Regions from separate parts of the Homo sapiens genome. Here region 1 is linked to region 2. Evidence: read pairs that join two places in POLR2A ChIA-PET (ENCODE). Cell type or tissue: CD4-positive, alpha-beta T cell. All regions are shown on one strand.

What was found. Peaks named below come from ENCODE experiments on the same cell type or tissue, not always from the same donor. Only the 100,000 strongest peaks of a DNase experiment are listed, where the experiment ranks them.
Region 1: POLR2A ChIA-PET joins it to region 2 with 18 read pairs; 2 of 35 experiments call an interaction of 5 or more read pairs at or near these places.

The regions. Positions count from the first base shown.
Region 1 is chrY:13,749,390-13,754,389 of GRCh38, forward strand. It overlaps the pseudogene ANOS2P. Among named protein-coding and RNA genes, the nearest start is that of TMSB4Y, 48 kb to the left of the region's middle. In CD4-positive, alpha-beta T cell, CTCF peaks have their summits at 1,967 and 2,167; a DNase peak (open chromatin) is centred at 2,032; H3K4me3 peaks cover 2,385 bases; H3K27ac peaks cover 424 bases.
Region 2 is chrY:13,477,655-13,482,654 of GRCh38, forward strand. It overlaps UTY (ubiquitously transcribed tetratricopeptide repeat containing, Y-linked), which reads right to left and starts at 2,379. Exons shown (of 30, transcript NM_001258249.2): 1 at 1,860-2,379; 2 at 1,600-1,663. The coding sequence starts at 2,011. It overlaps MIR12120 (microRNA 12120), which reads left to right and starts at 1,523; the gene lies at 1,523-1,612. In CD4-positive, alpha-beta T cell, no CTCF peak of the experiment used is centred here; DNase peaks (open chromatin) are centred at 897, 1,907 and 2,407; H3K4me3 peaks cover 3,042 bases; H3K27ac peaks cover 2,806 bases.

The DNA.
Region 1 (5,000 bases), 270 kb after region 2:
CGTATTTGCTTTACTTTAAAACTCCAAAGAAACACTAGGAAACAATCCCCTACAGCTTTTGGAAATGTTTTTAGTAATTCACAAATGAAAGTGACAACATTTAGAAGACAATCTGTGTATTCAGACATCATTATGTATTGACACATGCCTACTTGGGGTCACTATAGTTAGCTTCTTTACTCTTCATTAATATTAATTAACATATGTAAAAAAGATTTCCATTTGCAATTCTGAGCAATTTTAAAACAAATAACTGAACTCATGTAAGCTTAGCCCAAAATTACTAGGTTTCCAGCCCAAGTAAAGCAGTGGTCCCCAACCTTTTTGGCACCATGGACCGGTTTCATGGAAGACAATTTTTCCGTGGACCTGGAGGTAGCAGGTGATGGTATAAGGATAAAATTGTTACACTCAGATCAGCATTTGATTCTTATAAGGAGTATGCTACCTAGATATCTTGCATGCATAGTTCACTGTAAGGTTGGAGCTGCTATAGAATTTAATGCCGCCACTGATCTGACCTGAGGAAGAGCAGTAATGTTCCCTGGACTGCCACTTACTTCCTGCTGTGTCTCGGTTCCTAACAGGCCACTGACATGTACTGGTCTGAGGCTTGGGGACTGGGGACCCCTGAAGTAAAGGATTGTCATGGCTAAAACCTACAGATAGGGCTAGCTACATAATTTGTGAGACTTCATGCAAAATGAAAATTCAGGGAAACTTGTTCAAACATTATAAAGAATTTCAGCCGGTGATGGCAGAACAGCCCTTCTAAGAGTGTGACTGTACCACTGTACAGCTTGCATGCCCCTGAAACTGGCTCTGCCTGTAGAACCTTGTGAACAAGATGACCCTGATTTTCTAATTCGCTAAGAAACACATCAATGCCAGTTGATTCGATTGGCCTTGCTGGTTTAAGCTATGTGAAGAAATACACATGTAAAATGATGTACTTGAAAAACACTCATAATAGGATAGCTGCAGATGGCTGTCATTCCAATTTGTTAACAGGCAGATATCAAAATTGCAGAGTGGAACCTGTGTATAAGAATAGGGGAAAGGGTGGAAAATTGCAAAACAACTGTACAGCCTTTGAGCAAAGAGGATTCGAGCCTTCTGATGTAGCTTTGAGTAGAGGGAGTGCATCTAGATAGCCTGACTGTGCTTAGCTGGGTGCTTATGGAGATCCTCTTTTCGAAGGTGAAAGTGCAATTGGGTAGGAGACGGTGGAGATGTCAGAGCAAAGGAACAGCAGTCAGTTGTCCTTTCGAATTGCAGTGTGCCTGGGTCTTTTTTCTCTGGGTTTTCCTACCTGCAAGGGGACTGTCACTTCCTGATGCGGCTGAGGAGAGTGTAGAGCTTTGTTACAGGTTGTGTGTTATCAATGCCTCCTGTCTTTCTGTGGCAGGATCCTGGCTGGGGAGGGAGAACTCGTGTGCTAAAAGAGCACTGGAAAAGACAAGAGAGGCCGGAGCAGCCATTCCAAAGCTAAAAAGGCTGAGTCAAGAGGCTCGGGGCAAATCATGGGGAAAGAAAGAGGTTAAGACGCAAGTCTATTTTGAATAAATCACTCACTGTGGGCGTGCAAAGCTTATTAGAAAAACAAACGCCTGGCTGGGCGTGGTGGCTCATGCTTGTAGTCCCAGCACTTTGGGAGGCCCAGGCGGGCAAATCACGAGGTTAGGAGATCGAGACAATCCTGGCCAACATGGTGAAACCCGTCTCTACTAAAAATACAAAAATACAGGAGTGGTGGCGGGCACCTGTAGTCCCAGCTACTCGGGAGTCTGAGGCAGGAGAATCGCTTGAATCCGGGAGGCGGAGGTTGCAGTGAGCCGAGGTCGCCGCACTAAACTGCAGCCTGGCGATAGAGCGAGACACAGTGTAAAAAAAAAAAAAAAAAGAAAAGAAAAGAAAAACAGACGCCTTAGGAAACAAAGCGTGTGGAACTAAAGGAAGGTAGGACGCCCCTGGCGGTCCTGAGGCCTCTTTGGTCCTGCTAAAGAGAGCACCCCTGCTGGCAGGCGTGGGCCTGCTCACACCTGGACGGAGAGGGGAGGTAGGAGGGGCAGGAAGCGGTTGGTGCGGACGGGGAGGCGACTGCGTGGGGTCTTCCGACATCACCCTTCAGCTGAGTGTCCGGGGTCTCATTCCCAGAGACCCGCCCACGGGCCCTGCGTCCGCCCCTCCTGTCACACGCCTTCCAGCCAATGGCGCGGCCGCCTGTCCTTCTCATGCCACCCCTGGAGGGCAAGCAAGGAGGGAGGTTGGCTGGGAAGGCCTGGCTGGATTTGAAGTATCAAACTTTCCGGCGTGGTCGTTGCGGCTGCTGGGTCCCCAGAGTGCGGCCCCGGCGAGGAGCATGGAGCATCGGCCAGCGCCCGGCGCCCTCGCATCCGATCGGCAGCCATGGTGCCCGAGGTGCCCGGCGCGGTCCTGACCCTCTGCCTCTGGCTGGAGGCCTCGGAGGGCTGCCTGGCGGCCGGCCCCGGAGCAGCTGCTGCTCAGCTGCTGGACGAGTCGCTGTCTGCCGGGAGCGTCCTGCGCGCCCGCTGCGCCTCCAGGTGCCTAAGCTTGCCAATCATACGCATCTCTGCCTTCTTCCAGCACTTCCAGGTTAGTGGAGACTCCCGCCCGCCCCGGGTTCTTTCTGGTGCTGCGGCCGCGGCGGGAGTGCACCCGGGCGCGAGAGTGCACCCGGGCGCGCGCCGACCAGCCTAGGCGCGAAAAGTTTTCGGCCAGCGCAGCGAGCTGACCTGGCTTCTCCTGGGCGTGGATCTTACAGTCGGGGTGCTTAAATCGTGTTTTCCAGCCTCCTCCCGGCTCCCGATACGAAAAAGAAGCCCGAGGCGTCCTGCCCCAGTCTTGTCCTTCCCAGCAGGAAACCAAAGGCGATTTTCCTGGGGAGGGAGAGTCGTGAATGCCGAGGGTGGGTGTGTGGATGTAGCTGTTTCCCGGGAATTGAGTGCCCGAGATTCCAGGCGGGTGTCGACTCCCGCAAAGTCCCAGGTGCTCAGGAGCACTGGGAGAGAGTCCGGGAGGCGCACCCCGCTGCGCCCAGCTGCGCCCGGGGACCTTGCCACGAGCCCCAGCTCCGCAGGTGCCCGCAGGCCGACACTTTTTCTCTTTTGAACGATGATTTTTCACCATCCGCGGGCCGAGAGCTCGCTACCCACCCGTGGATTCCCCAGCCACGGCACTTGTGCCAAGTCGTGTTCCAGGGTGCGTGTATGCGCGTGTTGGAGGGTGCAGGTGGCTCCGCGCGCCTCATTTCGGAGTCCCTAAAGATTCAAGGTCTTGTACACTAGCGTAGAGCGTCAGAGAAGTGCCGGGGACAGGGGATTTGGCAGGACGGTGTTTGGATACGCCAGAGACAGGCTCCAAGGTCACTGTCCCCCAAACCCCATACTTAGGTTCTTTTAGCCGGCGAGTAGAGGAGTGTGTGTGTGCGCTTGGTCGCGTGTGTGGGAGTCTACGGGAACCGCGCGCTTGGCTCCTGAGGGTTGCCCGGACCCTGCCCCGTGGCATGGACCCCCGCGGGGCCTGCGCGGAGGCTCTGGGTGCGGGTGGGCACACTATGGCAGGTTTCGGACTCAGGGGGTGCAGAGTACAGCTGCTGCCTCTCCCAGCCCTGTCGAGCACGCGAGTTCTGAAACCCTGCGTATATTTTTCACCTCTCCTGTCATTCTTACCTCTGTCTGTAGGTGCCCACCTGTTCCAAGTTTCCACCGTCTCGCCTCAGGGAAATTCTGGGGGGACCAAAAGGAGAGGTAGGTGCTTGTTAGGAAGGCTGGCTTCCTGGCTGGGCGGGAACTGGAAAGCAAACCCTTGGCTCTTAATCTCGGGGCCTCTCCTGCCGGGGAGGGGAGGGGGTCAAGTGAGGGCCCTGGAAATTAAGCTGCCAGAGGAGGCGATATTATAAGGGTGGAGTGTGGAAGTGGTTCCCCGTAGCCCTTGGGGACGATCTTAAACCTGCTGGCAAAGCTGGCGCGTGCTCGAGTGTGCCCGTTGTGTTTGTTCTAAATAATAGAAGGAGCGTCTCCGGGGAGTCAGAGAAATGGGCACACTCTGCACTCCTCCTGAGTCTTCAGGGAATGGAAGACCCAGTGCTCACTTCTGTGGTGAAATTACCCAGACATCCTGGATAGAGCCAGGAGAGAGCCCGTCCCCAGTCACCTTGTTTCCAACCCTCTGTGCCCTACCATGAAAGTCGCTCTCCTGAGAAGATGCCACACTATTGCAGAAAACAAAACAGAGCAGCCTATTCCCGGGGAATAGGCTTTTTTTTTTTTTTTTTTTTTTCAATTAAATTGTCAGTGCTGTTATTTATTTGTTTTACAGTTTCAGTGGCTAAAGCAGCAGCTTAGATGAAGCCATTTCCCCGAGAAAGGCATGATTTCTCTTCGGAAGAAAAACTGCTGACAGAATGCACATTGCTGGAGAATCCCAATTACATTTTAATTAGCTGGGGGTGACATAAGCTGCAAATTAGTTAGGACTTAATAAGTGCTGTGTTTGTCATCAATTGCAAGGCCATTCTTCAAGCTTTAACCCTAACCTGGTAATGCTTAAATTGATTTATCTAAATGGCAGGGATTAAGCTTTCTTAAGATCTGAAAAGACAGCAACACACTCTCTTTACAAAACCCCAAGCTTCCCTGTTCCCCATCGCTTGGCTTTTTTTTTTTTTTTTTTTTTTTTTTTTTTTTTTTTTGTAATAATTAGAAGGAAGATGGGCCAGGCACGCTGGCTCATGCCTGTAATCCTAGCACTTTGGGAGGCCGAGGTAGGTGGATCACCAGAGGTCAGGAGTTCAAGTCCAGCATGGCCAACATGGTGAAACTTTGTCTCTACTAAAAATACAAAAAAATTTGCTGGGTGTGGTGGCAGGCACCTATAATTCTAGCTACTCCAGAAGCTGAGGAAGTGGAGGTTGCAGTAAGCTGAGATTGCGCCACTTCTCTACTCCAGCCTGGGTGAAAGAGCGAAACTCTGTCTCA
Region 2 (5,000 bases):
ATCTGAAAAGTTCATTCCAAACTAAAATGTTAACCACAACCCACTGAGAATTTATCCTAACTCCAGCATATGAAGATTTAAAGTTCTCAACCAGTATTTTCCCACATTATCCCAGAAAACATCAAATTACTTTTATTTCATTATCATAACTATTTTAAACATTAAGGCAGATCGAGTCACTGTTGCTTAAATCGTATCATTGATACTATAACATGTTTTTCATAAAGCTATTTTCACTTGCATAATCAAAGTTTAACTCATGTTTCATTTATCAGTCAAATAAAGTGGATTTACTAACTATATATATACACATTATACATACATATATATATTACATTTTAGTTTTCTGATCAGTATTTGCCCCCAAAACAAACATACAAAGGAGATTATAGGTAAAAGAACTCAGCGTCTGTACTGAATTAAACTACAAAGTAAAACGTCTTGGTAAGTAAAATGTTCATCCTGAGAAAATAATTAGTATTTCCTTGTCAAATACAATAATAAACTGAAATTCTTAACTACTGGCTTCAGCATCTAAAAGATGGCGCGATTGTTGTACCGTTCTTATTTCACGGGACCAATTGACAACATACAAATACTTTAACAAGATTTTGGTGAGAGGGTAAAAAACGATACACACAGGAATATTCCAGGGCCAAGTTACGCAACAATTCACGTGGGAGTAACTAAACATGCTGCAATTAATAAGCACATATAGGTTTAAAAATGCTGCTGTCAATGTTGGAGATAACGCAAGAATTCTACTTTTAAATAATAATAATTTTTAATAAGCAACATGAAGCTACGTCAGCGCTCTTTACGGTCTATTCCTTGCTAAGGTTTCCGGGTTAATACCTCCACCCTCTTCCCAAGCTTCCCCCTTTATTGCTCCTCCCCCTTTTTACCCGCCATCTTGGCTGATAGGAGCAGCCATTAACTAAACGACAGTGCCAACTTTTCACACAAACAACAAATTCTTCCCACTGTGAGCATGACACCTAAGAAACAAGGTTCCTGAATGGAAAAAGCACACACATTCATGAAATCACATTTGCAGCACTGTGCATCCTAAAAAAGTCAACAAATCACTAAACTTCAGGCTAAACATACACGCATCAGTTTATAGGTCAAATATCTACTGCAAACTCTTCACCGCTGTAACTTACTTGCTACTTACACTTAGGACACCAGGGATATTTTTTTTAAAAAGGCAAAAAAATGTTTAAAATTAGACACCAAGAGCCAAATACCAAAAGGCGAGGGGAAGAAGCAGGAAGTTATGAATTTTGAAAACTGTACACATTCACTATTTGTGACGCTAAAATTCAGGAACAAAAGGCCCTAAAGTAACAGGCATGTGGTGTAGACCCGGTTTAGCCCGGTCCCAAAGCGTCCGATTTTTTTTTTCCTCAGAGTAGAAGGGAGTCTGGAGCAAGGGGCGAAGTATTCCAGAGTACGGGGACAGCAAAGGCAAGAAACACTTTTCCGACCCCTTGGCCATGGAGCAGAGCCAAAATAAATACTGGCTGGGCGGTAAGGAACGCGGGGCCTTGGTAGAGCAAAGTGCGGACCAAAGACTTTGCGTCTGGTTGCTTTTACCTTGCCTAGTAGGGTCTTCGTTCTGGCGCCATCTTCATGAAGCCTCACGAACCCGAAGAGACGGCTGTAGAGAGAGAGACACAGAGCTTGTTAATGGTCTGAGAAAGCCAGTGACTTGCTCCTTCCCGAGTCCAAGAGCGACAGCGACAGATTGGTGAGTGCCAAGCTGAGGATGACCCCGTCATCAACGTGGGCAAGCTGCGTCCAGGCCTTCCCGGAGAGTATCGCCAGCCAACCAGGCGGGTGATGGAGGTGCGTACCTGTCCATGCCACCAAGCGCCTCCCTTTCCTCGACTGTCAGGCTAACAGACTCCTCTTCACTCTCGCGGCTCGCTTTTCCTTCCGCCATTTTCTTTGCCTCATCACCGAAGGCAACAGCGGCGGTAGTGAGCGACACTGCGCAGGATTTCATGGAAACAACAAATTTCCAAGTCCCACGACGATACCCAACCTTAATCGAGTAGTTGAAAAGACGCCTTCAATCGCTGCTTGAGACTGTGACGCCAATTTTATCGCCTCCTCAGCGGCTGCAAGGAAAAAAGCTGAGGCAAAGACTTAAGCTACCGAAGCACGGGCAGCGGAACTCGGCTACCTGGATCACATCTGGGAAACTACAGGGAAGGCAGAAGCTCGCAGTGCTGGAGAGCACAGCAGAATTTCTTAAAATCACAAACTTTGCCAGCACCAGCACAAAGTTGTAATTGTGTCACGGGCGAACCCCACGCAGCCGCCGCGACCTCCCCGCTCCCAACCACTTAGTTGTAGCCAATCTAGGCGACTGATTCGTCTCACGTGATCTTTGTTGACTTACGTCAGGCATTGCTCCACTGTACTCCTAGGCTGCTGGGACCCCGCCCAGCCAGTTCGCCAAGGACCTAGGAACATGACAGAGGCTGACTGATTCTGACCGCTGGTTGGTTGATGGTCACGTCTATGGAGAAAAGGGTAGTCTCTGGGATGGAACAACCTGTAGGTTGTGCTAGTTAAATGCATTAAGATAGAAAATGGAGTGTCTGTGCTGGGTGTTTTTGCAGTTGCGATACGCTTGAAGGGGAAGAGAGCGATGGGAAGGGCGGCATCGGGCATCACCCACGGGGCGCAAATGCGAAAAGAGGACACCATGGACTTTAGGAGAGTCCGTAATGAGGCTCCCACTGTCACAAGCCTTGCGAATGCGAGACCTTGCGGGGCATGGCAGGGAAGCTGCGCAGGCCCTAAACCTTCACCCTCAAGACTTTTGGCCCTAAGGCCTTGTCACCTCCATAGGCTGGTTCTTTGCCCATTTCCTCTCCACTGACCAAGTCTAAAGAGAAGGCATAATATCTTATGACCTCAGTCGGTAAGCCAGGCCCTAGGGAATCAACGTGGCAACTGCATTTATCAGTTCATGATATTATCTAAACAACAAACGATGAGCAAAAAAAAAAAAAAAAAAAAAAGTTACTCCACAAACCCAAAATGTTTATTTCTATTGTGATAATGATAATTCCGTGAGGTCTCAGTAAGAGTAGGAGCTTCTGTGGACAGGAATTATAAGAACAATAATTAAGACCTTCATCACACTTTCAAGATGCAGTAACCCTTAGAAAAGAAAAAAACACCACTTTTTTCTTACTTTCTCAATTGTAACCAAAATTATAAATAATAGGTAAAAGAATTTATTTCTGAACCCCAAATATCTGAGAGAGGTCTTAGTCAATTTAAAAAGTTTATTTTGCAAGACTTACCCATGATACATTTGCCCAAGGTGGTCAGGGCACAGCTTGCTTTTGTACGTTTTAGGGAAACATGATTGGTTCGGTCAGGTAAGAGGGACAGCTCGAAGCGGGGGCTTCCATGTTAGAAATAGATAAGAGACAGGTCGGGCGCTGTGGTTTACGCCAGTAATCCCAGCACTTTGGGAGGCCGAGGCGGGCAGATGACCTAACGTTGGGAGTTTCAGACCAGCGTCACCAACATGGAAAAACCCCGTCTCTACTAAAAATACAAAATTAACAGAGCATGGTGGCGCATGCCTGTAATCTCAGCTACTCTGAAGACTGAGGCAGGCGAATCGCTTGAACCCAAGAGGCGGAGGTTGCGGTGAGCCGAGATGGCACCATTGCATTCCAGCCTGGGCAACAAGAGCAAAACTCCGTCTCAAAAAAAAAAAAAAAAAAAAAAATGTAGATAAGAGACAAGAGTTTGCATGCTTTTGAGTCCTTGATCAGCCTCCTACTGAATACAGAATTTAGTCCGGCTAGTAACTCTGTATTTTTACATAAATAAATAATAAGGCAGAGGAAGCAATCAGATATGCAGTTGTCTCTTGTGCGCCTCACAGGGATAACTTTGAGTTGGGTCTGTCCTTTGTCCACAAGGAATTTCCTTGTGGGCACGTTGTGAGGAACGTATGTAGCTTCTTATCTTTGTACGTATCTTATTTAGGAATAAAATGGGAGGCAAGTTTAGTGACATAGTTCCCAGCTTGACTTTTCCGTTACTTAGTGATTTTGGGATCCCAAGATTAATTTTTTTTTCTCATATTATATGGCATATGTATGTTGAGGAATTGTGTATATTTTTCTATGTAAAGAATCTATAAAAAGTCTCATATATATTAAACGCCTCTGTTGATTACTGTTTTCAAAAGACAAATTGCATAATATTCCATGTATCAAATAGTTTACTGGTTATACCTCCAGATATTAGATATTACAAAAATGTTAATTATTAATGGCATTAGGGGAAATGTTCCTTTATAAGTGAAGAAATGGTATCTTTTTTTAAGTAATAGATTTGCCTCCTCCAAAAATAGGTATTATATATTTAAACTTTGATGTTTAAATGAGAGGACAGTTTAGAACTTCCAGACAAAAAACTATAACACTAGTGAGAGTTTTGGAAATCCCAGCTGATTTTGCTCAGTAACACGTGTTTTCATTGTTATTTTGAAACTAACAACTAACTCTGATTTTATAGATTATAGTCTATCATGTTCTTTACTCATTCCATTTCAGTTGAATCGCTACACCACAGAATATTTTCAGTAGCTGTACTATTGAAAATGTTATATTAATTGTCATAAGTATATTAGTAAGTATATTAATTGTCATAGTGGTGGCCATCACACCAAGAGGTTTTTGATAATATGCATACATTTGCACAAGCAGACATTCAAATAATGTAGAATATGGCCTTTTCCAGGAATAAGGCCTACCTGTCTCACTTGAGGCAGGTAATTATTACAAAGTGATAGAGCAACATAGAGGTGGGACAGAAATTGCAGTAAAGAATGAATTTGAATTCTGGCTCTGTACAGGCTGTACCTTGGAAAAATTAGCTAATCTCTAACCCAACATTATATATCGAATGTAAATACAAAGCTGCATCCATCCTCATACCTTCATGTACATTTGGCA